Regions from separate parts of the Mus musculus genome. Here all the other regions are linked to region 1. Evidence: chromatin loops called from intact Hi-C (ENCODE). Cell type or tissue: left cerebral cortex. All regions are shown on one strand.

Evidence for each region. A loop is a pair of places that touch in the nucleus more often than their neighbours do. Peaks named below come from ENCODE experiments on the same cell type or tissue, not always from the same donor. Only the 100,000 strongest peaks of a DNase experiment are listed, where the experiment ranks them.
Region 2: a loop joins it to region 1, with 4 times the contacts of the local background. A loop is called at or near these places in 30 of 42 quality-filtered maps.
Region 3: it touches region 1 in a loop (5-fold over the local background); 6 of 42 quality-filtered maps call a loop at or near these places.
Region 4: it touches region 1 in a loop (6-fold over the local background); 14 of 42 quality-filtered maps call a loop at or near these places.
Region 5: a loop joins it to region 1, with 4 times the contacts of the local background. A loop is called at or near these places in 15 of 42 quality-filtered maps.
Region 6: a loop joins it to region 1, with 4 times the contacts of the local background. A loop is called at or near these places in 30 of 42 quality-filtered maps.
Region 7: it touches region 1 in a loop (2.8-fold over the local background); 5 of 42 quality-filtered maps call a loop at or near these places.

The regions. Positions count from the first base shown.
Region 1 is chr5:117,114,226-117,118,225 of GRCm38, reverse strand. Suds3 (suppressor of defective silencing 3 homolog (S. cerevisiae)) reads left to right here and starts at 2,233. Exons shown (of 12, transcript NM_178622.5): 1 at 2,233-2,554. The coding sequence starts at 2,413. In left cerebral cortex, CTCF peaks have their summits at 1,987 (motif pointing left) and 3,444 (motif pointing right); DNase peaks (open chromatin) are centred at 1,995, 2,512, 2,752 and 3,204; H3K4me3 peaks cover 1,941 bases; H3K27ac peaks cover 1,669 bases.
Region 2 is chr5:117,285,317-117,289,316 of GRCm38, reverse strand. Pebp1 (phosphatidylethanolamine binding protein 1) reads left to right here and starts at 1,753. Exons shown (of 4, transcript NM_018858.2): 1 at 1,753-1,908; 2 at 3,073-3,182; 3 at 3,496-3,596. The coding sequence starts at 1,774. In left cerebral cortex, a CTCF peak has its summit at 1,605; DNase peaks (open chromatin) are centred at 1,679 and 2,178; H3K4me3 peaks cover 1,904 bases; H3K27ac peaks cover 815 bases.
Region 3 is chr5:117,237,060-117,241,059 of GRCm38, reverse strand. All of the region lies in intron 13 of Taok3 (TAO kinase 3), which reads right to left. Among named protein-coding and RNA genes, the nearest start is that of Pebp1, 49 kb to the left of the region's middle. In left cerebral cortex, no CTCF peak of the experiment used is centred here; DNase peaks (open chromatin) are centred at 106, 593 and 1,731; H3K4me3 peaks cover 1,173 bases; H3K27ac peaks cover 1,215 bases.
Region 4 is chr5:117,492,291-117,496,290 of GRCm38, reverse strand. The region is part of intron 1 of Ksr2 (kinase suppressor of ras 2); the gene reads right to left. Among named protein-coding and RNA genes, the nearest start is that of Gm42013, 10 kb to the right of the region's middle. In left cerebral cortex, CTCF peaks have their summits at 316 (motif pointing right) and 2,108 (motif pointing right); DNase peaks (open chromatin) are centred at 1,033, 2,144 and 2,828; H3K4me3 peaks cover 719 bases; H3K27ac peaks cover 985 bases.
Region 5 is chr5:117,305,424-117,309,423 of GRCm38, reverse strand. No RefSeq gene overlaps it. Among named protein-coding and RNA genes, the nearest start is that of Gm52828, 6.2 kb to the left of the region's middle. In left cerebral cortex, CTCF peaks have their summits at 1,600 (motif pointing left) and 2,399 (motif pointing right); a DNase peak (open chromatin) is centred at 1,606.
Region 6 is chr5:117,273,122-117,277,121 of GRCm38, reverse strand. It overlaps Taok3 (TAO kinase 3), which reads right to left. Exons shown (of 21, transcript NM_001199685.1): 21 at 2,021-3,449. The coding sequence ends at 3,288. Among named protein-coding and RNA genes, the nearest start is that of Pebp1, 12 kb to the left of the region's middle. In left cerebral cortex, a CTCF peak has its summit at 2,110; DNase peaks (open chromatin) are centred at 2,153 and 2,329; H3K27ac peaks cover 23 bases.
Region 7 is chr5:117,356,529-117,360,528 of GRCm38, reverse strand. It overlaps Wsb2 (WD repeat and SOCS box-containing 2), which reads right to left and starts at 3,224. Exons shown (of 9, transcript NM_021539.5): 1 at 3,056-3,224. The coding sequence starts at 3,068. It overlaps Gm42012 (a long non-coding RNA gene), which reads left to right and starts at 3,669. Exons shown (of 2, transcript XR_878716.2): 1 at 3,669-3,902. In left cerebral cortex, a CTCF peak has its summit at 1,613 (motif pointing left); DNase peaks (open chromatin) are centred at 2,084, 2,416, 3,235, 3,753 and 1 more place; H3K4me3 peaks cover 2,741 bases; H3K27ac peaks cover 2,509 bases.

The DNA of each region.
Region 1 (4,000 bases):
ATCAATGGATTCTGAGTTCAAAAAATGATGCCTGTTAATTTGTTGCTTCTTTAATAGTATTGGGAGCTGCGATCCCACAGTGTGCTGGATTACAAATAGTCTACATGTGTTCCAACAGTTTACACACACACACACACACACACACACACACACACACACACACACACAGAGAGAGAGAGAGAGAGAGAGAGAGAGAGAGAGAGAGAGAGAGAGAGAGAACAAGCACACGCAGGAAGCTGACCTCATCCTCTGGAGAAGAGACAGCTCCGAGAACCTCTGCTGAGGCTGGGCTTGAAGAAGGACTCTTGTCGAGAAGGGGCTTCAGATCCCGAGCTGCTGGAAAAGCCGTCCCAGCTTTGCATTCTGGACATTCTTGCATTTCTGCAGAGAGGAACTCTTTCTTACAAAGAGAGCCAAGATTTAATTAAAACAAGGTAGCAAATAGGAAATGTCAAAAGAAATGCGACCCAGAACGAATGTTCTCATTTTTAGAAGTCTCTCTGGGGGCCCATTTGGAAATGCATTTGATCACAGAGGCTGTGAGAAACAGAATACTGTCCCCGGGTTCCACCCCGCTTTCTGCTGTGTTCCCATCTGCCGGGCCTTAATGCTTGTTCTGTTTTCTGCAGATCTGAGTTAACTGAATAGGGTTCCTCTGGACACATCTTCTCTGTCTCTCCAATTAGGGAGTGAAGCTAGGGTCTCCAGCATGCCGAACAAGTGCCCTACCCAGCCACAGGCATACATGGCCCATCCTTTTTAATTTTGCTTTCAAACAAGGTCTCATTAAACTGGCTGGCCTTGAACTCATTGTGAAATCCAGGCAAGCCTTGATGTTGCTCTGTCCTCTTGCATTTGTCTTTCTGAGCACCTGGGATTATTGTTGTGAGCCACTAGGCAGAGACCATAGGTTTTTGCTGCTGCTGCTACTGCTTCTGCTTCTCCTCCTCCTCCTTCTTCTTCTTCTTTTTGTTTTTTGTTTTTCGAGACAGGGTTTCTCGGTGTAACCCTGGCTGTCCTGGAACTCACTCTGTAGACCAGGCTGGCCTCAAACTCAGAAATCCACCTGCCTCTGCCTCCCAAGTGCTGAGATGATTCCTCCTATTCCTCCTCCTCCTCCTCCTCCTCTCCACCTTCTTCCTCTTCCTCCTCCACCTCTTCCCTTTCCTCCTCTTCCTCCTCTTCTAAGCAAAACTGTAACACTATGTTTCACAGGGCTACACAGATTAACACATGGAGAGATTCAGTTTCATGGCTTGGTTTGTTTTTTTTTGTTTTTAAGACAGGGTTTCTCTGTGTATCCATGGCTGTTCTGAAACACGAATTGCAGACCAGGCTGGCCTTGAACTCAGCCTGCCTCTGCCTCCCTAGTCCTGGGACTAAAGGTCACTTTGCTCAGCGTTGGCTTCTGAATTTAAGCCAATGTAGTTCCTGGAGGGAAATGCCCTATTTACTCAAGTAAAAATTAGCAGGTTATTAAATTACTGTTTTAGGCTAAAATACCTTAAAAATTATGTTTGGGGAAGCACAAGGAAGTTATCCTGTGGACAGCTGTGGATCTGGGATGCTAGACTGACGCCACCGTTTTTTCTTTTTTCTTTTCTTGAAAGGAGAAAGAATGACAACTCTTTTGATCATTTGTAAAACCGGTAGAACAGCTTACCCAGTAAATCTACTCAAAAGAAAGTACTGGCAAGGCCTAGGGACACACTTTCACCTGACCGGTGGATGAAATGGCAACAACTTGCCTTTACCATAATTTTTAATAAAGCCCCCATTAAGGCAGGGGAGCAACCACGCACAACATTTTCTGTATCCCACACACTCTGGCTGGCCAGGCGTCCAAGCCCACCGCGGGAACCGTTCGTGCCATTCACCTGCATGAATCAGAGACCATGCTACCTATCCAGGGCTCTGCAAAGCCTCCGCCCATCAGGTCGAGTCCATCCACACTTTAGTTTTGACTCCAGGCGCCGCCTGGTGGCCACTGCCAGAAGTGCCACCTCCAACTCCGGGGTCCTGACTGCTGGCGCGGCTGCCCCTGGATATGCCTGACTCCAGAGACTCCCGCCTCCGCCCCTTCCGCCGTGGCCGATCGCGGATTCTTAAGACAGTGACGCCGCCGCGGCCGCCGTGTCAGAAACCGTGGAGCCCCGGCGTCTCACCTACCGTCTCGAGGACGGCCTGATCAGGCTGTCACCGAGCAGCCCACGACCCGGAAGTAGCCGGCTGCGCGAGGCCCCCGTTGCCCAGCGCGGGCGCCGGGGTGCGGGGTGGGGGGCGGAGCTCGGAGCCGAGGGGAGTCCCGGTGCCCGCGGCTCGGAACCGCGCGAGGTTGCGGGGCTCCGGGGACGCAGCCAGGCGGCCGCGATCTCCGCGGGACCGGCTCCGCCGCGGCCCCGAGGCGGCGACATGAGCGCCGCGGGGCTGCTGGCTCCGGCGCCGGCTCCGGCTGCAGCGCCGGCCGCCCCGGAGTACTACCCGGAGGACGAGGAGGAGTTGGAGAGCGCCGAGGACGACGAGCGCAGCTGCCGGGGCCGAGAGTCCGACGAAGGTGCGGGTGTGGGGACGGGGCCCGGGTGCGGGTGGTCAGAGGTCGCCAGAGCTCTTGCGAGCCAGGGGTCCCCAGCCCAGCGTCTCTCATTTCCGCACTCGGGTCGGAGCAATGCTCGCCCTGGCTTTCTCGCTCCCAGCTTCTCTCCTCCCACTGTTTTAATGCCCCTAGCTCCGCTTGGGGAGCCGGAATGGGACAGGCGATAAGTCTTCCTTTGGCCGGCACCTCTCCCCCGCCCCCAGCTTTGTGACCTTAAAGCTGTCTTGTTTACCCACCTCCTGCGTGGTAGCTTGGAGTCCTCATCTCCTAGGTTGGGAGGGGTTCAATGGAATCGTGTCCTGCCACGGCGAAGTGGGCGAAAGGGGAGGTTGGGATTTGTTTTCAGGTCCGAGTAGTCTGCATTTGCGTGATCGCTCCTCCAGCCTCAGGTCTCGATCCGGGACCTTGTTTATTTACCTTTTGGCGGGTGTGAGGGACACCCAGAGGGATTATTGAGGAAGGAGCTGGCTAGGTGGGGGAGAAGCTAGAAGCAGAAGGGGCAAGGGGAGGTCTTTGTATGGGCGGAGTGGACAGTATTCAGGCATAGAGTCGGGCTGTAAAAAGCCAAAAGCTACCCCCAACTGCGGGCAGGATCTTAAGTCTCTCAAATGCGTAGTAACATAGCTAGCTGGCTCTAGACAGGGCTTCCGTGAAAGTTCCTTCCACCGAAGGAAAGGAGGCGGCTTTGTGAGGACTTGGGTCTGCTCCGGCCTCAGTGCACGCAGAGCAAGTTATAGGAACTGAGTGCGTTTGTTTTAACTATGGTTAAAAAACAAAACAAAACAAAACAAAAACAAAATCAAGGTTTAACTAGGGATTTTTCAATGTGAAAGGTGCACTTCTTTTAATGACCACGAGGGGGTACAGCGAAGACAAAATTGACCCTCTTCACTCAGGCCATTGGATCCAGATCTTTGCTTAAGACCAGTTTAAATTAAGCAGTTTAGAACACTGATTTTTCTGAGGGTCCAGGTTGGAGTGGCTCACGACTGTCTATATGTCGCAGGATATTTGATCACACTGTGAACCCCGAGACCGTGTTATTTATTGAAAAAAACAAAACAAAACAAAACTGTTTTTACTTGGGGTGTTGCTCAGCCTTAACACACACCTTTAATCCCTCTGGCTGGAATGCAGACATGCCCTTAGTACATATATTTTTAATCCCAAACAATCAAGGTAAAGTTAGTTTGTATTAGGAAACCCCTGTTTGAAAGTGATGTCTAATTGAGTGTCAGCAAGGTGATGGATCAGAGGCAGATTTGACAGAATGGGATATAATCAACTCTCAGGAGATGAGAGGGAAAAGGGTATTTAAGAGAGCAGCACAGAGAAGAAGAAGGAGGCGGTTTTACTGGGGCAGTTTTACGGGGGCAGTTTTACGGAGACAGGTTGGAGAACAAGCTA
Region 2 (4,000 bases), 170 kb before region 1:
TATTATTATACATAAGTACGCTGTAGTTGTCTTCAGATGCACCAGAAGAGGTCGTCAGATCTCATCATGGGCGGTTGAACTCAGGACCTTTAGAAGAGCAATCAGTGCTCTTACCTGCTGAGCCATCTCAGCAGCCCCCAGTATTTTTGTTTTAGTCAGATTCTCAACCCTGTAACAAATACCTGGGAAAACAAAGTTATAGAGGTTCGAAGTTTGAAACACTTAGGCCCATGTTCTTGGTGGCTAGGGGAGGGGAATCCCAAAATTAGGGACCTGGGGAGGAATCCCACCCTTTAGAATACTCAACAGGTGGGGAACTTCGGCTATTGATTGACAGGGGTACTTTCTGGATGGAGTCCATTTGATCCATGAGATGTAGATCTGAGTGGGTTTCCTGGAGCTTACAAGAGTCCTGAGGTCCATCCCTGGCACCACGTGGTACAACAGAAGGAGACGTGGACTCTCACATTTTTTCTCTGACCTCTATACTTGGACCTGTTGCAGGCATGTCCAGTATCTTCCCCCAACCCCCCACATATAATTAATAAATAAGTGAAAAAAATCAGTGAGAGCTGGGTGTGGTGGCACAGGTCTTTAACCCCTGCACTCAGGATGCAGAGGCAGACAGAGCTCTGAGTTGGAGACCAGCCTGGTCAACAGAGCGAATTCCAGGACAGCCAAGCCTACAGAGAAACCCTGTCTCAACAATAACAATAACAACAACACCCCAAACCAGCAAACAAACAAATCCGGGATCATATCGTCCCTGAAGGGTAGAGTATTCTATTAGCTACCACACTGTAAAAACCTAGTTTCATACATTTCTGACTACTTCCAGTCTTGGGAGGCTGCTGGTATCTAACTGCAAAGTTGGCGATGGCCGGTCCAGCTTTGCTTACCCTCAGTCTGGTCCTGTCAATCACACTTTCAATATCTCTTTCAGGACCCCTAGGATGATCTGGGAACCCCCCAGGAGATACCCACATTCTGAAGCTAACGACTGGCAACCTGAATTCCACTTTGTCTTGTAAAGTCACACTGTCTGTAAAAGGTCTTGTTCCAGCCCTTCAGGATCTCAGCAGTTGCTACTTGAAGGCACCGTGAAGATGGGGCTTGTAGTCTATCAACATTCACTCTTAGGAGGCAGAGTTGTCATTGAAGCCTCAACCAAGATCCAGCCATTCCTCTCAACCATGTGCGTGCAATTCTGCCCAAATTTACAGGCACAACATTTGGAAGGTTAAATGATGAGAGTTTCCGGTGTGGGCATTTAGGCGGCGATGGAAGGCCATCATCTGTGCAGAACTTGCAGAACTGCTGCTATGGAGTCACCTGCACTCCGCGGTTAAGCCCAACCAACACACTGATTGATTCCCGGGAGGTTGAATTTCGTTGGCATTTAAAGAACTTTTAAAACAACAACAAAAGATAACGCAGGGAAGAAACCTGGCTCGTTTGAAGAAGTGCTAGGGAGAAAGCATGGCCTTATCTCCGGGAACTGCGAAATGGGGCAGAGAGTCCTTCAAATGCAAAGGAGAAGCCGCAACATTAATCTGCACCACAGCCATGCACGCACTGGCCTGCAGGCACAACCCGCGAAGTTTCGCAGTGACCCTGGCGCTCGGACCGCCCAGCTCCGGCTCAGCCAATCAGAGAGCGAAGGGGCGTGACCCGACCTGCGGTTGGTCCCGGGGCGGCAGTCAACTGCGCAAGCGCTTTACGTTAACAGCGCTCGGGACTCGGCGTGCGCGTGCCTTCCAACTCTCCATCGCCATGGCCGCCGACATCAGCCAGTGGGCCGGGCCCTTGTGCTTGCAGGAGGTGGACGAGCCGCCCCAGCACGCCCTGCGGGTCGACTACGCCGGGGTGACGGTGGACGAGCTGGGCAAAGTGCTAACGCCCACCCAGGTACGGTGTGGGCCCGCCGCCGGGGAGACCGGGGGACAGCGGGGCGGAGCAGGCCTCGAGCTCAGCCTTTGTATACCGGACGGGAGCGTCACCCGACAGCCGAAAGCCTCTTCTGTAACCTTCTAATGTCCCGAGCTTGCAATCACCTCCTCAGGGAGCAGCCCGCACTTTATTAATGATTCCGGGGCCAGCGCTTTCTCATTAACCTGTGTTGCTCCTGGGGGTGGCGGTGGGGGTGGGATGCTGACGCTCAAGAGCGGTTCCAAGCTCAGAGAAACTGGGTCTAACCGTTCTCTTTATATATTTAGAGCGCAGGGTTTGAGATGGTGACTTGGAAGGTTTCCATTCGGAGCCCTGGCCGGTCTCCCTTGTCCCAAACTTTGTACGTGTCCTTGGCCGCTCTCGTTTTCCGAGGGCGGATTACTCCTCAGCTGGCCCCAAGCGGACCGTTGGCCACCATATTTAAAGGCGTTAGGTAGCTCGGGACCCTCAGTGAGGTTGTGGAGGAGGACCCGTTGCCACCGTCGGACTTCCTTGTCTCACCACTTTCTGTTAATAACGTGGGCAAGTGTTTGTCGAGGCTGGCTTGGTGTGTGTGTTACATGTAGGGTCTCACTCAGTTGTGGCCCTGGCGGGCCTTGAACTCACAGAGATCTGCCTGCTTCTGCCTCTCCAGTGCTGGGATTAAAGGCGTGCACCACATCTGGTTTTGTTTTGTTTAATTAAAATTTTTTTTTAGACTCCTGGCTCTTTAAGATTGGTTTTGTGTTTTTAATTATGTGCGAGTGTGTGGCTGTGTGTGTGAGAGAGCAGGGAGCTGTGGAGGTCAGAAGAGGCATCAGGTCCCCTGGAGCTGGAGTTGCACCCCCCCACCCCCCCCCCACAGGAGTGCCAGGAAATGTCTACCCTTTGCAAGAGTTCTTGGAACCCAGCATTCTCTCCAGCTCCAAGCTTCAGGCTTTTAGTAGCGGCCATACTTAGGAATTACCACTAATCTGCATGGGTGAAACTGCTATAAACTATTTTTTTTTTTGTCTCGGTAGTAAAAGAAAGGAATAAAAATAATAACCCTCATGTTTTACCTTTTGGGAATATAAGGTGGCAGAGTGTTGAGTTTTGAGAGCATTTCTAGATTTTTACCCCCACACTGGTTCCTTCCTACAGGTTATGAACAGGCCCAGCAGCATTTCATGGGACGGCCTTGATCCTGGGAAACTCTACACCCTGGTCCTCACAGACCCCGATGCTCCCAGCAGGAAGGATCCCAAATTCAGGCCAGTTGGGGAAAAGATGGGGAGAGGCTATCTATCATCCGGACACGGAAGTCCCTGCTGGACAGGGATGCGTGGACCTCCTGGGGTTACAGTCATTTTGTAGTGGTGGGGAGAAAGTCCTGGGCCTCGTGCAGCACAGGCTGAGACCCCCTGAGCCACAACCTCAGCCCCCCTCCCCCCGGAACAGGGTCTCTTGGTGTGAGGCCCTCATGCTTGCTTGTGGCTTCCCAGTGTATCATCTGCCTGTTATTGCCCAGCTTGAGAATGTCCTAGGTGTCTGGTGCTCACAGCCCCTCGTGTTCTGTCTCCGCAGGGAGTGGCACCACTTCCTGGTGGTCAACATGAAGGGTAATGACATTAGCAGTGGCACTGTCCTCTCAGATTATGTGGGCTCCGGGCCTCCCAGTGGCACAGGTAAGTAAAGGCTGTGTGTGTGTGTGTGGGGGGGGGGGATGGGGGGGAGAATGAGGCAGGGCGGGGGTGGCTACCACTGGGTTCTTTCCAAGCCTTACTGTAAGGACGGCAGAATCCTGCTTGTTTTTCCCCTCAGGCAAGTCTTTTCTGGGACAGTCAGCCTGTAGGATGTGGGTGCCAGAACTTTGGTTCTGATTGGGTAGGCCCTCTGTAGAACCACTTCTGGGACTCGGAGAGAGCTAGGTCTGTAAATGATTTGTGGTGGATTTGAAATATCAAAGCCAGGGCCTCATACTAGACAAGGTCTCTGTCGCCAGGCTGGCAAGTGTCCTGGGCACAGAGGGCAGGAAGGGCTGCAGGAGGCTTGCAGTGGGCTGCTGGGGGCTCTGTGGGCTCTCTGAGCC
Region 3 (4,000 bases), 120 kb before region 1:
TGCGCTCTTTCCTCGCCGGCTGCCTCTCTCTCACCCCTCTTTCTGAACAAGCACCGCTGTTTGAAATGCATAGTTCAGCTCTCTGCTAGTCCCCGCAGCTCCCACGGTATAAAACGAATAAGCGACACATTGCAGCCTTCAGTTAGGAGTGTCAGCTGATCGCTAGTAGGATGCCTTCTGACTCCCCGGCAGGCTTCTTCCCCCCTTTACCTCCGGAATTACATATATGCAAAAGCAAAGAGGAAGAGGAGAGAGACTGGCGCGGACGGACGCCTCAGAGCCGTCTGCTTAAAACGCGGTGACCAGATAATTCCTTTAAAAATGTCATGTCCATGTCTGGCGGGGAGGATGCTGGTGGCTTTTAACATAAAAGCGAGCCTCCGCCTCATTCCCTTGAAAGAGCTGCGTTGTCAATTGAATTGGATTTGTGAGCTGGTCGGTGGGGTCATCCTTCTTCTGGGGGGGTGGGGTGGGGGGATCAGGGGAAGCTTGTGGCGAGCCGCCTCTCTGTCTTGTGCTGGGAAGATTCGGCAGTCACTGAGGGATCCTGCTTTCCAGTCATGATCGTACACAGTTCTAGCACCTTCTCTCTACAGCTTCTGAAAGGATTTTTTTTTTTTTTTTTAGATTTAAAGAGACAGGCGTACAATTCCAAACCAAATGATACTTGGGCAAATGGTTCCTCAACTCAGTGTCGGTATGCCAGCAGACTGAGCGAGGCTGGGATTTAATGTCCTTGACTGATTTAATCGAGTCCTGTGCTTTCTTGATGACCAAAGATGATTAATAACATTCAAACGCCCCGTGGGAAAAAAAATAACATGCCCTGGATGGATGATGATGCGTGTTCCTTAAATGCAGCTGAGACGCCTTCTAAAGGAACGATGTTTTTAGAGGGCCATGCCCCCTCTGTACAGAACGAGATGGTCACTGTGTCGGCAGTGCCAACCCTTCAGAAAATTAACACAATGCCCCCTCCCCAACTCCCACCCCCACCAATACTCTGGCAATTTGTAGCTCAAAACCATGTTCAGTGGTGGGGGATTTTTAAATAGCACATGCTCAGATGGGGAAGGAGAAATCAATTTTTTATCCCCCAGGGTTTTAGGAGAAACCATTTGTTTGCATTTTCTCCAGGAGTACCTGAAAATTAAAAAAAAAAAAAACAACAACCCCCCCCCAAACATATAATTGCCCTTTCATTATAAAACAAGGGCCAAAGAGATTCAGAAAATACAAAATTATATCATTTATCTATAAATTAAAAAATATCAAAATGTGTTGATTTTTTGAGGGAAATGAAACATTATAACCAGGTTTTGATGTGAAAGCCGCCATCCGAGATTACATCCATCACAACGCTGTTTCCTTTTGTAAATCTAAGTGTTTTGATATGGAGGGAGGTGTGTCTTCACACCTGTGTCTAGACTTTCCATTTCTATATTGAAGTTCAAAGAATGAAAAAGATCTTTACATTTTAAAATCACATTTGCGTGTGTGTGTGTGTGTGTGTGTGTGTGTGTGTGTACTCGCGAGTGCGCTCGCATGCTCTCGCACATGTGGAGGTCAGAAGACAACTTTAGCGTCTGCACCATGTGGGTTTCAGGGATCTAACTCTGGCTTGGTGGCAGGCCCCCTTTCCCCAGGAGCCATCTTGCAGGCCTGAGAGCTCTGTAATAAACTTGTTGTAGGTTTTGTGCCATCAGATTCAGGGGAAGGCTTACAGCTGTGCTGGCTGGTGAGCTGGCTACTAGCCAACCCTGGCTATTTTAACTTAAACAAATTAAAATGAAATAAAATGGAACATCTGATTCCTGAGTCACTGCGACTACGAGCTATCTTCCATGGTGGCCGGGGGTGGGTGACATAGGCAGGGAGTATTGCTGCCACTGCACAAGCTGGGACCAGACATTGCTAGGGGTAAACATGCATTTCTTGGACCAGAAAGATGGGCTACCTGGAAAAGCACACTGTGGGTGCCGTGGCACGTGTGTGGCCCTCCATCATGTATGCATGCGAGATAATAATGAAGAAATGAAAAGCAATGCAATTCTCAAGCTGGGCAAGACTATAACCATCCCCCTAAACACATGCCTGCACTCTGAAGCACTAAGGAGGTCAGAGAGGTTGCAAGTTCGAGATTGTTGTGGGTCTCATAGTGAGAGCCTGTCTCTCCCTCTCCCAATAATTTTAAACAACAACAACAACACCCTTTAGTATATGTATTTTGAAAAACGCTTAAAGGATCATTTTAAAGTTTTCTGCATTACTTCTCAGGAAAGCTGACCTTGTGGCACAGGGAAAGGAGCTTAGCACGTGACTGGGACCCTGCGGCGGGCATGCGGTCCTCACTGGGCCTTCCTCTGATTGTCAGGTGTTTACTAATTAATTACTACTACCATGTCTAAAATCGGACTCACTTACATGACAGGTTCAGAAAGGGATGGGACTTTTTTTTTTTAATTTATTTTTTTAATTAGGTATTTTCCTCGTTTACATTTCCAATGCTATCCCAAAAGTCCCCCATACTCACCCCCCCATCCCCTACCCTCCCACTCCCCCTTTTTGGCCCTGGCGTTCCCCTGTACTGGGGCATATAAAGTTTGTAAGTCCAATGGGCCTCTCTTTCCAGTGATGGCTGATTAGGCCATCTTTTGATACATATGCAGCTAGAGACAAGAGCTCCGGGGTACTGGTTAGTTCATATTGTTGTTCCACCTATAGGGTTGCAGTTCCACTTAGCTCCTTGGGTACTTTCTCTAGCTCCTCCATTGGGGGCCGTGTGACCCATCCACTAGCTGACTGTGAGCATCCACTTCTGTGTTTGCTAGGCCCCGGCATAGTCTCACAAGACACAGCTATATCTGGGTCCTTTCAGCAAAATCTTGCTAGTGTATGCAATGGTGTCAGCGTTTGGAAGCTGATTATGGGATGGATCCCTGGATATGGCAATCACTAGATGGTGGGATGGGACTTTTAAATGCCAGCATCGTAAGAGAGACATAAGGTCTGGGGCTCCGAGTCACAATTTTGGTGACTCGGAGGGAGTCACCAAAGAGGCTCACTGAGAGGGACCTGGGAGAGGTGGCATCAGCAGTAACATTTCAAGTGGTGGTGATTTCATTTGTAGAGGCAGCCAGGGGCACCAAAAGCCACAGTGCTCACATCACAAAGCAAAACAGAAGCCATGCATGCACGCCCTATGAAATAGAACCTAGAACCTTGGCTGTGGTGACATACACCTATAATCCCAACTCTCAGGAGGCTGAGGCAGCAGGGTAGTTTTGGGCCAGCCTGGACTATATAGTAAACCTCTGCCTGAAAAGACAACAAAACTCAAACCGAACAAGGAAACTTATGAATATTTTAAGTTTAGGGCCCTGGTCATCAAATTAAAAGTCACTGATGTTACCTATGTGTTTAAACGTAAGGAAACTGGAATACATCCAGAAAGCCAAAATCTGACGTCATCTTCATTTTGTCTACACATTAAATAACTCACTAAGGTATTCATTAAGAATGCTGCACACAAGTCCTGCATTGATGGTGCAGATCTTTAGTCCCAGCACTCGGGAGGCAGAGGCAGGCAGATCTCTGAGTTTGAGGCCAGGCTGGTCTACAGAGTGAGTTCCAGGACAGCCAGGGTTACACAGAGAAAACCTGTCTTGAAAAAAAGAAAGAAAGGAAGGAAGGAAGGAAGGAAGGAAGGAAGGAAGGAAGGAAGGAAGAAAGAAAGAAAGAAAGAAAGAAAGAAAGAAAGAAAGAAAGAAAGAAAGAAAGAAAGAAGAGAGAAAAGAAGGAAAAACAACTAAACAACTAATGGTGCACACCTGAGTGTGAGCCCTGACTCAGGGAGAAAAAAGCTAAGATACGACTTTAGCACTTAGTTCAAAGACAGGCCCTAACTTTTAACTTAAATACAACAGTTAAATCAATAATGTAAGTCTTTCTTTTACCGTTTTTTCTTTTTAAAATTGACATTTATCTATCAATGTATGTG
Region 4 (4,000 bases), 380 kb before region 1:
TGGTTTTTCCAGACAGGGTTTCTCTGTGTAGTCCTGGCTGTCCTGGAACTCACTCTGTAGACCAGGCTGACCTCGAACTCAGAAATCTGCCTGCCTCTGCCTCCCAAGTGCTGAGATTAAAGGCATGCGCCACCACTGCCTGGCTGGACTTAAACTCTTGACCCTCCTGCTTCAGCCTCCTGAATTTGGGGATTACAGATGTGTGTAGTGATGCCTGGTTTGATAGTGTCAGTTTCTTCTTTCGATGTATTAATGTATTTTATTTATATGTATGTGCTTGCCTGCATCCATTATATCCAGAAGCCTCAAGCAGCCAGAAGAGGGCATAAGATCTCCTGGAGCTGGAGTTACAGGTGGTTGTAAGCAGCCACATGCGGACACTGGGAACTGAGATGCAGTGAGTTTCCTTAACTCTTGGGCCATCTCTCCAGCCCCAGTTTAATGACAATAAATTTACCTAAAAATCTTGCTTCCCCAAGACTACGGTCACACACGGCACTCTCATGGCTGTCAGTTATGGTCCTTTGATGGACACCTTCCAGCAATCATTTATTTAAACCTTCCACACTTTATGAAAAAAAAAAATACTGAAGCCCGGAAGAGTTACGTCATTGGCCCAAGGTCATCAAGGCTCAAGGCCAACAAATTTCACCCAAGTCTTGAACCCGAGTACCCAAGTCTAACTCACTGAGCATGGGATTCTCCATCCTGGCAGACAAGCTAACAGGCTTCAGAAATCCCATGGTTTCTAGATGAGAATAATCACCGTGGGGAGACCCACACATAATTAAATATATGGGTACCATTCTGTGGGCTGAAAGGAGAAAACTGAGCTGATCACCCCCATCCATCTGTGGGAAGACAACACTGCAAACACAAACCACCGTGTCAGAGGCCATGTGGTCAGAGCCAAGGGAGGACAGCCAAGGGTCAGCCCGGGCAGCCGAGCGCTGGCTTCTTACCCAGCAACAATCCACTAGCACAAAACAGTAACAGCGCAAGTGTTGGGCTTGCTAAGGCCAGCAAGGCCCCTCCTCCTTCCTTCTCACACAGTTCTGGGAGCTGGTTTTAAGCGCAAAGCTTCTTAGACCACACCCCTGGATGCTCCCTTCAGAGAAGCCCAGGGATGAGAGCATTTAGGGGCACATAGCTCTCTGGCAAGAGTCCTTAAGTATCCGCCGAGTCCGACCGTTTTCTAGGCCAGCCTTACTCTGGCCGTTTCCTTTTCTCCTGAGCCATTTTTGTTGTATTTTACGGAAGTACTGCCCACAGAAATCTCCGCACAAAAATCTTCCCCGTAGAGGGTGTGCAAAGCAGTAAGGTCCCCTTGGGGTGAACATCAGCTCCTAATTTTAAGTCCTTTCGCATTCGAAGTGTAACTCAGTGGCAGAGCATATGGCCAGCGTATAGGAGGTCCTTGCTTTGAGCCACGTAACCAATAGAAAAACACTGTAATAATAATTAAATCCTTCAACGTCACTAAAGTATATATATATTGGTTTTCCAAGACAGGGTTTCTCTGTGTAGCCCTGGCTGTCCTGGAACTCACTCTGTAGACCAGGCTGGCCTCGAATTCAGAAATCCGCCTGCTTTTGCCTCCCAAGTGCTGGGATCAAAGGCATGCACCACCACTGCCCGGCTAAATTATATTTTTAAATGGTTCCTTATATGTTTCTTCTTTTGAATGTGTTGGCATGCTGATGTAGGGGTCACATTATGGGAAGTGTATTAGAAAGGAGGAAATGAAGGCCGGGGTGCTAGACTCCCACGCTAAAGTCACACAACCAAAGCAGGGCCAGGATCTGATCTTGGGACATCTAATGTTCTCTCTGGGGTCCTCTCCTTGCTTCTCCACTGAAACAGTCACATGGTAAACACCTTTGGTGGCTTCGCCCCGCCCCGTGGCCTCGTCCTACCTGGTGGCCTAGTTGAATTTTAGGTCATCCTCAATTCAAGTCCTCGCAGAGCTAATGTGGAAAAATTAGTTTAAAGGGTCCACCTTCAAATTACAGCAAGGCTGGTCCAAGGGTGCACACTCTCTGAGGCCCTGCAAGGGTCACAGGTGCAGTTCCAAGCAAGGCAGGGAGCCTAGGGTGCAATTCTCCATCTGCACACCAGAGGGAAGCCTGGCACCTCACACAGCAAATGGAAATTGTCTGCAGGCCCAGACTCCAAACCAAGCATCCCCCGCACCTTATTACTGTATTCCGCATTAGCACGATGGTAAATTTAGCAGCATAAACACACACACCAAAAAAAAAAAAAAAAAATTAAAAGTCAAGACATGTGACAGCTCTAAAAATAACCGCGTCTCAAATCCCTAAGCAGGAAACTTTTCACTCGGTACCTAAACTAAGACGAACTACAGAGACCTGTAGGAAATACACAGGCGTTTGGTTTGGTCCTGCTCAAAGCCATGTCACATCTCGCTAAAAAAAAAAGAGGCGTCTGGAAAAATAGGGAGGGTGCGGGGAACACTGAAGAGGGGTTGCCCTGGATCCTCCAAGCCTGTGTGAACTTCCCAGCCAGCCTGGGCTGGGGCTCATTTCACGCCCCGATTTCACGCCCCGAGGTACATGTGGGGCTCATTTCACGCCCCGAGGTACGTGTGGGACAACGTCATACAGCTAGCATGCAGGCAGCCCTTGAACAGTCCATTCCTGCAGCCTCGAACTGCCTGAAACCACAGGATCTGACTTTGCACTTGTCGCTCCTATCATCTGGAGGCAATCCTAGCAGCGATGTGACCCTCCCACCCTGCAGAGCTCTCCCTTCCAAATTAGGCCCACCCAGTTACGCACGCACACCCCCACGTCCTTATCACGGATGATCTTGTTTACTGGTTTCCATGGTTACACCTCCCCACCACCACACCCCCATCAGCCGGTGCGGGTTTTCTGCCCGTGTTCCCTGGCATTTAGACAAAACGCACATCGCTGGAAATGGCCACCAGACCTCCAGAAATAAAACCCTGAGTTCTTTCTCAAAGTACAGCCTGGGCAGGACTGGCGGGATCCCTGGCCGTGTAGCCAAGGCTCTAAGGCTGTCAAACCCGCCTGGGTAATGAAATCACTGCACCCAGAAGCCTAAGGCCATCCTGCGGTTGCCAGGGCGACCATTGTCATAACACCCCTGCACGAGGGGCCAGCTGACAGGAGAGAGAACTGTCTGACTGAGAAGGTTTCAAACAACCGGGTCTATTGCATCTAGAGGCGAGGTCCTTGCTGAGGAGAACCCTGGGTCTTCTGCCCTGACTGGAGCCCAAGGCATGGGGGACCCCAGGGTGCAGTCAGTCAGGGGCAGTCAAGGGATGTAGAACATCCCATTGCCCACTGATTTGTGCTGAGGATAGCTGACAGCCATCTCTCTTTCTCTCCCTCTCCCTCTCCTCCATCCTCTCTCTCTCTCTCTCTCTCTCTCTCTCTCTCTCTCTCTCTCTCTCTCTCTCCCTCCCTCCCACCCCACCCCATGGAGTCCAGAAGAGAGCTCTGGAGCTAGAGGTAAACAGGTCAATATAAATTCTGGGAATTGGATACAGGCAATCTGCCCTTAACCACAAAGCCATATCTCCAGCGCCAACTTTGTCTCTATCTTTCCTCTTACTGTTAAGGAACATTACAAAGAGCCAAAGGTTCACAGTATAGACACTCAGTTCCCCGGTATTTCTTCCAGGAACATTATTACACTCTTTATATGTTTTGGAGACAGGTCTTGTGTAGCCCAGGCTGGCCTCAAACTCACTATGTAGCCGAGGGTGATGCTGAACTCTGGATCCTCCTGTATGCTTAGACATACAGATGTGGCAACGCCTCATGTCATTTGTGCTGTGCTGGGGATGGAACCCAGGGCTTCATGCAGGCCAGGCAAGTGCTCTACCCACTGAGCTACATTCCCCAGCATCAATGTTATTATAATATTAACGTTTATGTTATAACAGCCTGATGCCATAATATGGTTATGCTTATAATGTAATATAGAGTCGTGCATTCATGAGTTTGAA
Region 5 (4,000 bases), 190 kb before region 1:
CTCCAGAACCACAGAGGACTGGGCGTGCGCCACCATGCCCGGTGACAACATTTTTTTTTTTAATTAGGTATTTTCTTCATTTACATTGACAAAAATCTTTTAAAAGATAATTTAATATGAACACTTAGGAGGCAGAGGCAGGAGGATCTCTGTGAGTTCTAGACTAGACCAGCCTGGTCTACAGAATGAGTTCTAGGTCAACTAGAATTACACTGAGACCCCTGTCTTATAAATAAACAAAAACAAAACCACACACAGAGAAATCTAAAAACAAACCCAGACCAGACAAACAAAAATCATATTATGCTTGGGGCTAGAGAGTTGGCTCAGTGGTTAAGAGCACTGCCTGATCTTCCAGAGGCTGAGGGTTCAATTCCCCACACTCTATAACTCCAGTTTGAGGGCATCTGACGCCTTCATAGATGTACACCAAGCAAAACTCTTATGCACATAAAAATAAATCTTAAAAGAGGTGGATTAGCCGGACGTGGTGGCGCATGCCTTTAATCCCAACACTCCGGAGGCAGAGGCAGGCAAATTTCTGAGTTCCAGGCCAGCCTGGTCTACAAAGTGAGTTCTAGGAGAGCTAGGGCTATACAGAGAAACCCTGTCTCGAAAAACCAAAAAAAAAGAGGTGGATTAGCTGGGCAGTGGTGGCGCATGCCTTTAGTCCCAGCACTTGGGAGGCAGAGGCAGGCAGATTTCTGAGTTCAAGGCCAGCCTGGTCTACAGAGTGAATTCCAGGACATCCAGGGCTACACAGAGAAACCCTGTCTTCAAAAACCAAAAACACCAAAACCAAAACAAAAGTGTGTATGGAGAGATGGCTTAACAGTTAAGAACACCGGCTGTCCTTCCAGAGGTCCCAGGTTCAATTCCCAGCACCGGTTCAGGGATCTAACCCTCTGACACAGATATACGTGCAGTCAAAACACCAGTGTACATAGAATAAAAATTACTAAAAAAAATACTACTCTCATATTTTCATTCATTTTTTTATGTGATTTTAGGAACCCCATAAGCTATCTGGCTGACCGGACCAGCCTCTTAACAGCAAACCCTGTTTTCAGGGGAGTGACGGTGCACAAAGTTGGAACCTACAGAGGAAGCGTCCTGATGTTAGCCCCAGCTCCCACATCCCTCATAGCACACGCTAGAGTTTGGGTGTATCTTCCCAAGTTCCCTGAAGCCTTTATTCCCGTTTGTTTGTTTTTTGGTTTTTTGGTTTTTCGAGACAGGGTTTCTCTGTTTAGCCCTGGCTGTCTGCTCACTTTGTAGACCAGGCTGGCCTCGAACTCACAAATCTGCCTGCCTCTGCCTCCCGAGTGCCTCCTCGCCCGGCTCCGGTGTTGTTTTAGTAGGAGGGGCTTATGTCACTAGATTAATCAGAGTCTAGGTAGAGTTAGTCAGCTTGAGGCTAGGTTGATACGAGGTGAGTCTATTCCTGTGTGCACGCGTTCCTTCCCACTCTATTCGTCCTGTTTCCTGCCGGGCATATGTCTCAAGCTGGCTTGAACTGGCTATATAGTAGGGGTGACGTTGAACTTCCGATCTTCTTACTCCCTTCTGTGCTGGAATGGCTGCAGCTCCAGATGCAGTTCCTGCAGTGTCAGGCAGCGCCCTCTAGTGGCTGAGCCCCAGCCCCAGCCCTCCTCTCCCCCTTCCCTCCACCTCCAGCTTTGAGAGGTGTGATAGGAAATGGAAACCTCTGGAAGCTGACCCATGCTCATGGACTGGTCAAGCATCAGTACTGTGAGCCAAATGTGCTTCTTCTACATTATAAGCCGTGGTGTCTTCTGTTACAGTAACAGAGAAACCGACAGGGGCAAGAAGGTAGAATTTTCTTTTACTGGGCACAACGGCACCTATCTTAAATGCCACTCATTTGATCCCCATTTTACAGGTGAAGAAACGAAAGCACAGAGAGGGGAAATAAACTCCCAAGCTGTCACAGCCTCACATCTGTTTATAAAACAAAATCGCTGGGGTCCTGTATTTCCCCAACGAATAACGAATTTTTAGTTTGGTTTTGTTTAATTTTTTTTTTTTAATATTTAAGTGGTGTGTGTGTGTGTGTGTGTATAAGTGCCTACAGAGTCCAGAGGTGTGGTCTGTGGTCTGATCCCTCTGAGCTGGTAGTTACAGGGAGTTGAGGGGCTGGGAACCAGTACAAGCTTTTAATTGCTGAGCCATCTGGCAGGGCTGTTTTTTGATTGTTCGGGTTTTTTTTTTTCTTCTTCTCTTTCTCTTCTCTCTCCCTTCTTTCCTTTCTTCCTTCCCCTCTCTCTTTCTCTTCCCTCCCTCTCTTTCTTTCTTTCTTCCTTCCTTTTTCAGATTTATTTTTATGTAAATGAGTGCTTATCTGCATGTACACCTGCATGCCAGAAGAGGGCATCAGATAACATTACAGATGGTTGTGGGACACCACATGGGTGCTGGCAATTGAACTCAGGACCTCTAGAAGAACAGACAATGCTCTTAACTGCTGAACCACCTCTTCAGCTCAGGCACTCATCTTATTGTGTCTTATAGATCTTTGGTTAACTATTGAAAAGATATAAACACTGTGCACAAAGAAACGGAACCACATCTTGTTGCTTGTTACTGTTGGGTCTCCCATTCCCAGAAACAGTCTTACTCTCTGGTATCTTGTGCTTAGCATTCTGGTATTGACTGCCCACCCTCTACCCTCCCTCCTCCCCCTCCCCTCCCTCTCCTCCCCCTCCTTTCCTCCCTCTCTCCCTCCTTTTTCTCTTTCTTCCTTTCCTTCTTTTCTTTTCTTTCCTTCCCTTTCTTTCTTTCTCTTCCTCTGTTCCTCTTTCTTTCTCTCTCTTTCTCTCTTTCTCTCTTTCTCTCTCTCTCTCTCTCTCTCTCTCTCTCTCTCTCTTTCTTTCTTTCTTTCTTTCTTTCTTTCTTTCTTTCTTTCTTGTATTTAACTTGTCAAAGCTATCAGGGCTGGAGTGCTGGTGACCCCTGTAACTCCAGATTCTCAGGAGGCCAAGGCAGGAGGAGACTGAAGCAGGAGGAGTCCAAATTTGAGGCCAGCCTGTGCTACATTGCAAGGCCGTTTCAAAATAACAATTTAAAGGTTACGTTTGGTGTCACATGCCTTTAAAATCCATGCCACTCAGGAAGCAAAGATAAGTGAAACCCTAAATTCAAGGTCTACAGAGTGAGCTCCAGGCCAGCCAGAACTACACTGAGAAACCATGTGGGAAAAAAAATGAAACAAATAAACAAACAAGCAAAACCATCAGAAAACAAATTAACAATTTCTAAAGAGCTACATACCGGTTGCACCTTAATAGCATTTGTAAGACTGTGATAAAATAAATTCACCTGGCAAGACAGGTTTCCCTGGTTAAGAGCAGGTGATGCTCTTCCAGAGGACTGGAGTTTGGTTCTCTGTATTCACATCCGGCAGCTCAGAACTGCCTGTAACTCCTTATCGCCTGTAACTCCAGCTTCAGAAGGTCAGACTGCGCCCCCTTCAGACACACACATAATAAGGTTGTTTAAAAAGTAAAAAAACAACAACAACAAAAAGATATACTTACAACAATTATTTCAAGGAGCTTAAAAAACACACCGGAAACAACAAAGAAACAAAAACCAGTCCTTGCAGGTCTAAACTGGAATTATAAATGTGTTTCAGTGGGACATGTTACATCATACGACCCTCCCCCCTCCCTGCCCCCCAGCTCTTGGGAGGTTGAGGCAGGAGGATCAGGAATTTCAGGGCAATACAAGCTAATTAACCACTTTCAAAACAAAAACAACACACAAAAAGGAAAGTGTTCTAGTTTTCTTTGGTTGCTATGGTGACCATTATGACGTCACAAATGGAGGCGGAATGGATTTTTTCCAGCTTATGCTTTGATGGCCATCATTGAGAGAAGCCAAGGAAGGAAACTAAAGCAGAAGGCCAAGGAACTCTGTTGCCTGCGTATTAGCTTTGCCTAGGCCCATGGCCTAGGGATAGCACCGCCCACAGTGGACT
Region 6 (4,000 bases), 160 kb before region 1:
GAGCCGTGCTCCTGCACTCACAGGTACTTCTGCTGTCTCTCTAGGCCATCCCAGTTCCCTTCCCACACAACTACACAAAGGTGTGGGAGACTGTGCCAGGCCTTTGGTGCAGGACACACATCCCATCCTCCCAGCAGCTAGCTCCCCCTTACACCCCTCACAGAGAGGCTGAGGAGAAGGGGATTATATACATGGTATCTATTGCCTCATGGGTTTAAAGATTTTTTTTTTTTTTCTTTCAAGACAGGGTTTCTCAGTGTAGCCCTGGCTGTCTTGGAACTCACGCTGTAGACCAGGCTGGCCTCAAACTCAGAGATCTGCCTGCCTCTGCCTCTGCCTCTGCCTCTGCCTCTGCCTCTGCCTCTGCCTCTGCCTCTGCCTCCTGCCTCCTGCCTCCTGCCTCCTGCCTCTGCCTCTGCCATCTCCCGAGTGCTGAAATTAGAGGTGTGTACCACCACTGCCTGGGTTTAGAATAAATTCTTTTTCTTCAAGGTAATATTTTTATTGATTCTCTGGGAATTTCACATAATGCACCCCGATCACATTCACGTCCCAGTCCGTCCGTGTCAGTCACTTCACCCTTGTGACCTCCACCCCCCCTTAAATGTAACTGAGTACTTCCCATGCCACATCCCCCTCTCCCCAGAAGCTGTCAGTTGTGGAGAGCTAATAGTTTAGCATCCCTATCACAGTTGGTTTCTTTGGTTTTTCGAAACAGGGTTTCTCTGTAGACCAGGCTGGCTTCGAACTCACCGAGATCTCGTTCTCCCTAGCTCTGGGATTAAAGGCTCTGTGCCACCACTCCTGGCTCCTCCAATGTTACTTTCAATATGCTGACCAAAGAGATAAAGGGGCTCAGTGGCCTGGGAGGTTGGGCGGCTGTTACCATAGGCTCTATGGAGGAGTTAACCCACGGTAATAACTACTTGTAATTTTATCGTAGTTGGATTTAGTATGTCGTCAGTTTGTCACAGTGAGACCGACGGGTTACGTTTGTATTTGGTAACTCACCCTTCCACAGGATCCAAGGATGGTCCTCAGGTCCGAATTCAAAAAGCAGTGATGGGGGCTGGGGCCCACTCAGTGACAGAGAGCTTACTTATTAGCATGACTTCATGTGACCTCAGCCTGGCTAAGCAGGTCGAAGCGGCCCAGCTCTCAGGTCAGTAGGAAAACACAAAACTGCGCTAGGTGTGACGGACACCGGCCTTTAATCCCAGTCCTTTGGGGGAGGTTGGGGTGGGGTGGAGGTAGAAGAATTTCTGTGAGTTGGAGGCTAGCCTGGTCTATATTGTGAGTTCTGGGGAGCGGGGCAGAGGGGAAGGAAAACAAAACCCAGAGAAGAAAGAAGGAGAGAAAAAGAAAGAGACAATAATGACAAAAAAAAAAAAAAAAAAAAAAGCAAGATCCAATTTTCAATATGCCTGGCTGGCAGAGCTAAGGTTACAGGTATGAGATTGTCCTGACCCTAAAACCATATCCCGGAAGTGCAATTTTTCTCTATAGTTACTTCCAGTGAGAGGAACCAGGAAGGGATGGAGTCTGGGCTATCCCAGGACAGCTTCCAGTGGGAGTGGCCCATGCTTCTTCCATGGCCTGCTTTCCTTCGTGGGCTCCAGTCCTCTTGCCTGAGACCACGGGAGCCTCTGCAGGGTGTGTGTGGCTCCTGCTTCTACGGCTAGGGGCACCCAGGCTGGGCCCGTCTCTCGGAGCACATCAAACAGCGCTCCTCCATCTCGGTCCAGGAGAAGAAACTGGAAGACTGGGCTTTTCCCTCAGCATCCTTCTGGGAGGAGCAGCAGCCAAGGCCCTGAGCAGGGATCCAGGAGGGCCCAGCCAGCCCCCAGAGTCATCCCCAGAGGGACCTGGAAGGGAAATCCTGCTACAAGAACACAGCCAGGCGATGTGACGAACACTTTTATTTACAAATATAATTAAAAGCCCTGACAGTTAATCATGCTCTTCCTTGGGACCTGAAAAATGTTTTCTTTTTTTAAGTGCATGCAAAAGGAGCGGAGCCTTTTTCTCGTCATCATTTTTTATTGTAAGAAAATACACAGTTTGAAAGGATGGATAATGCAATATTTATGACCACAGATAGGGGGCGTGGGGAAGGGAAGGAGAAATAAACAGAGATGATTGGCAGAGAAGACATTGAACTCCAGAGACTGGAGTGGGGAGTGGGCGTGGGGGGCAGGGGAGGAACAGGAGGAGGAAGTAAAAAAATTCTGATCAGAGAAACAGTTAAAATACAATATGAAAATAAGCAATTCCTCTCCTTAGATTCCCTCTATACACAAAATACATGATTTGCCAAAGCCCAATTTTGTGCTACTGGGATTCTGTGAGCTCCTTTAAGTGTCCTCGCACCATCTGCAACCGCAGAGGATGCTGGGATACAGTAGACCAGGCTGACGGCAAGGCAAACTCTTGCCGGCAGGTTCTTAAAAACCACAAGATCTCTTCACCCCTCCCACCCACCCCGGCCCCAAAATAGTAATAATATGTTACCACTTCGTATGTACATCACAATTAGTTCCTGTAAAATGTATCAAATTTTCAATCTTTAATAAAACTTTGTTTTTTTTTTAATTCCTGATGAATAAATACCAAAAAAATAAAATAAAATAAAGTTATGCAGCAGCTGGTTAAGGTGTAAGGCTGCGGATTTTGTGTCTCTCTCCCCCTTGGCATGTATTGTTTATTTAGGTTTCTTTAGGTATTTTCTCTTTTTTTTGCTTTACTTTCACTGGTTGGTGACAACGAGGGATTGCTCAAAGCAACATCCATCTGTGTTCCATCGCCGTTTGTTGGTTGACAGACCCTAAAACCACCTCCAAGGTTTTCAGCAGGACATCCGGAACCGCGTCGTCGCCGGCACCGCAATGCAGGTGGTGGACGGCAGGGGCGGCCGGGTCTCGGCCAGCACTGAAAGTTGACATGGGGGGGAGGAAAGGGCCCCTGATGGAGTAAGAATCAACAGGCACTAGTGCGACACGGTGTCAGGGAGAGAGAGAGAGGGAGAGAGAGAGGTGAGGGGAGAGAGAGAGGGAGGGGTAGAGAGAGGGAGGAGGCAGGGAGGGAGAGAGAGGGGCAGAGAGAGGGAGGGAGATAAGGGGGAGGAGAGAGAGGGAGGAAGAGAGAAAGAAAGAGAGAGAGAGAGAGAGAGAGAGAGAGAGAGAGAGAGAGCAGCGCCCGTTAAGATGGGGAATGTAGTTTCGCAGGGTCTGAATTTTTTTGTTTTCTTTTTTTCATTTTTTTTTTGTAAATGGCAAAAAAATTTAATCTCATCTATAGTCCTCCTTAGGAAAATCTAATGTCACCAAATTCCCAAAGCCCATTCTGAGGCTCTCCATGTCAAAAGTCTCGGTCTCTCGCTCTTGTCTCTCCAGGAGAGTCTTGATCCTCTCACTGCGTTCCTTCTGCAGGGCAGCCAGCTCCTCTTCAATCTGCACAAGCACACAAGTGGCTCTCAGTGCTGATGCCCGGCCCACAGCCACGAGGAATCCCCCCTCCACCCCCTACACACACCACACACACACACACACACACACACACACACACACACACACACACACACACACACACACACCACACACACACCACACACACACACACCACACACACCACACACCACACCCCACACACACACACACACACACACACACACACACGCCTGCGCGCGTATGCAAGTGCATGGAGCCCTGAGAGCCACACTGCTGTCCTCCTCAGTCCGTATTCGCCCTGTGTTCTGAGACAGGGTGCTACTGAACTTGGATCTTGGGTTTCAGCTAGACTGGCTATCCAGAGAGTCCCCTGGGATCCTCCTGTCTCCACTTCCCTGTACTTAGGGCTACAGGGTGTGCTATCCACATCCTGTCCAGCTCTACGCTAGCTTTCATGTGGGGACTAGAGATCTGAAAGGAGGTCCTCATGCACTGACAGCAAGCCATGTGCCTGCTGAGCCATCTCCCCGGCCCCAAGATGCTTTGTGTGTATA
Region 7 (4,000 bases), 240 kb before region 1:
CACCAGTCTCCTGGAGTCTGGGCCCAAACTAAACTTGGCAACTGGAAAACAAAACTGTAATTCGTACAGCACTTCCAAACAAACCAAGCAGAACTGGGAGGATCCAGCTTCATCTGAGACAGTACCTGCATGGCCCGCCGCGGCTGGGTCAGGACTTTGGTAAATTAATACGCCCCGCATACTTTCTGGACACCACGTGACGTACGGATAAGTGGGAAAGCCAACATACAGGGAGAGGAGGGCTCAATTAAGCTAATGAGCGTACGCACCCCTTCACATTCTCCGCATTTTTCTCGGGGAGGACTCTCTTAAAAACCTGTCAGCAGTTTCCAAGTACCTAACTGTTATTAACTGTAGTCACTGTCCTAGCTAAAGGAGATTCTGTAACCTTTGACCGACATTTCCCTAACCCTTCCAGGTTTCCCAACTAAACAAGGGATGTGTACAACAGGCAGAACGGGAGGAGGATTATCAAAGCCTCTTCCACACAAGGAAAGCCCCTTTAACAGAGGTGGAGGCAGGAGCATGGCTGGCAGCAAGCTTGGTAATCCTTCCTCCTGCCGAGGGATCTTTGCATTGCTAGGCTGAGCTGTCAGCTTGGAGAGATTTGTTTGGATGGTTGGTTGGTTTTGGTGGCTGGAGAGACTGCCCAGCCGTGGGTGCTGGGAACCAAACTCTCATATTTTTTGGCTGTGAGCCTAGCTTTTAATGGCTGAACTCTGGTCTCTCCAGGCCAGCTTGGAGAGTTTTGACTGGCTGCTCCATCATAATAATCAGCGCTCTGTGTCCATGTCACCTTCTTGGTGACATTGCTAACTCAGCAGGGTGACTAAGTCGCTGTCCTTTAGCTTTAGTCATTTAGCTTTCTTTACACTAGGGAATTCTGGGTTGAGTTTGTGGTTAGCATGCATCTGGGGTCTATTTCCTCCTCAAACCACCTTGCCTGTCTGTCACTAGTCACCAGCCATAAGCAGTTACTGAACCCCTGAACTGTGGAAGTCTATTAAGACTATAATACGGGGCTGGAGAGATGGCTCAGTGGTTAAGAGCACTGACTGCTCTTCCGGAGGTCCTGAGTTCAATTCCCAGCACCCACCCACATGGTGGCTCACAACCATCTGTAATGGGATTGGATGTCCTCTTCTGGTGTGTCTGAAGACAGCTAGAGTGTACTCACATGCATGAAATAAACAAATCAATCTTTAAGAATATAATACATGGAACTGGAGAGATGGCTCAGCAGTTAAAAGCACTCGTTACTCTAGCAGAGGAACCTGCGCTGGATTTCCAGTACCCAAATGGTAGCTCACAATTGTCTGTAACTCCTGTTTCGAGGGATCTGATGCCTTCTTCTGGCCTCTGCAGGCACCAGGTGCATGCATTGTGCAGACATCCATGCAGGCAAAACACACACATAAAATATAAAAAAGTAAATCTAAGAATAGTTTTTAAAAATTATAAAGCACACACCACACTGTAAAGCCTTAGCGGTAACGATGGCTCAGCTGTTACAGCTGCATAGGAGCCGCTTTGCTGTTCCATCCCCAGAACCACCTGGAGGCTCACAACTCTTTGTAACTTGGTACAAAGGCTCCGACGCCCTCTTCTGGCCCCCTCAGGCACTGCACGCAGCACGTGGTGCAGACAAACTGGCAGTTAAAACGCCCACACAGAAAAATTCTTCCGTCTCCAAAACATTCCTATAATTTTTGTTTCATGGCATAAATTAAACTTGAAATATTTTAGATACGTTATCCTTTTTAATTTCAACTGTTGCCTTTTTTTAATGTGTCTACGTTTAAATTACATATTGCTATTATATTACTCTGGGCCAGCAAGGACCCAGAGGGTGCCCGGCACATACCAGATAATAAATATTTGTTGAATGAATAAATTAATTGTAACCACCGTTCTACTGTTTTCTACTGTAATCCTTTTACAATAGACATTATTCAGTTTGAAAAGAGAGTAAAACTCTGGCCTAGTGTCTGGCCTTTTTAACAGTAGCTTGGTAGCTCCCAACAGCTCTGCCCACCGCCTACCACACAGACGTCAATCACTAGGGAAAAACTCTGCACTGGAAAAGATTCCGGTTTAAAAAAAAAGTGTGTGTGTGGGGGGGGGGAGGTGGTCTGGTCACAGATTGCTTTGAGATACAACTTTGAGGCATCAATGGAAACGAAAACGGAAGCTATAAAAAGAGTCACAGAAGAAAACAGTAGGGGCCATTTAAACAGAATTCTATAGGGAAGATACTGAAAGGTTTTAATCTAGATGGAAACCCGGGAGAGGAGCTGCCGCGACACCTTTCCCTGAAAGCCTGGCTCCTGCAAACAAAGAAATGTCATTTCCTAAATGCAAAGGGGACACCACCCCAGGGAACACCTGCCTTTCCAACAACCCCATCCGGCCCTGCCAGCCCTCTGGTGCATCCGAGTCCTCCAGACCTGGGTGAAGCTTCAACTTCACCGGAACAAGTCTGAGCCCTAGGCCTTGACTCTTAAAATCCCCCTACGGAATCTGTCTTTCAGCTCCGGTATTTGGGGACCCTGGAGTGTGGCGACAGCCCCCTCCCCCAGGTCCCCAACCCACGCTACTATTCCGTGATCAGGACGCTGGGACAAGAGCCCTCCAGGGAGAAGCCCCGAGGGGCTGCAGGTCTAGCCATCCCTAGCATCTCTGCGCTTTTCCAGGCGGCCAGCAAGTTCATCCCGTGCTCTCACTTTGAGCTTTCGTGGTGACAGCTGTGGACCTCACCCACTAGGGTGTCGGGACCTACGTGTCACCCCGGGGCAGTGTCCGGGGCCCCACCCCGTTCCCAGGCACCCACCCAGCGGCCGCAGCTACTACCGAGCCGCGATGGGCGCTGAGGCCAGAAGCCCGGCCATGGCGCAGGCGACCCGGGGACTCTGGAGCCATCCCAGTCCAGTGGGCTCGCTCAGGGACGGCGGCCGGTCCCCGCGGTGGCAGGAGGCCGGCTGCCGCAGCTGACAGCGAAAGTGAAACAAAGCTGCCCTCCCCGCCTCGGTCGCCGCCCCGCCGCGGCCGCACTCACCTCCGGCCTCCATGAGGACGCGCGGCCCGCCCCAGGCGGCGGGCGCCTCAGCCCCCAGGGCCGTGGGCCTTCATTCCGCGCCCGCCCCGCCGCGGCCGCGCCCGCCGCCGCCACCACCGCCGCCAATGCCGCCGCCGCTGCCGCCCGCAGAGGCCATCAGCTGCTTCCCGTCACATGGCGGCCGGCGGGGGCGGGGCCGGGGCCGGGGCGGAGAGCTCGCAGGGGAAACGCTGGGGATGCGGGGGCGGAGGCGGAGTGGGCGGCGGGCGCGGGACGCGGAGCTTCGAGGGGGACGCCGAGCTGTGGGGACGGAGGCGGGAGGCGGGGGGCGGGGAGCGGGGGGGGGGAGGGAACGCCGGACTAAAGGGACGCGGAGCCCGGAGGAAGCGGGGCTAAGGGGACCCGAGGTGGGGGGGAACACTGGGCAGAGCAGACAGAGAAGGGGGCAGGGGAGCCCCGGGCAGGATGGGGTTGGGGGTCTCCGAGAGCATCCAAAGTGGAAACCTAAAATTGGAGCGAGTAGAGATGGGGGTGGGGCGGGCAAGGGCTGGGGGTGTCGTGGAGAAACCTAAGGGACTGCTCGCTCGCTCGAGGCTCAGGGAAGCTGCCCGGGTCATGATGCTGGCTGGGGGGCAGGGAACTGGGGATCCCAGCGGGAGCTGAAATGCTGGCCTTGACAACGGCCCCAGCGGGAGGGATGCTGGGAAAGCCAAGGGGGAGGAACTAAGGGGAGAGGAGGTCAAGGTTAACCCCCACACACCCCGAGATTTCCCTCTTCGTGTCCTCAGATGCTAGTGCCTCGGGTCCTGGTCCTGTTTGTGTCGGGTGGATTTAACTTGGAGCCAGGGTAGGAGAAAAGGGGTTTTAAGTAGTTCCTGTAGTTGTTCCTTGGCTTTGGACTTTCTCATGGGCTCTGTAATCCCCTGGTAGTGTCCTGTCACCACC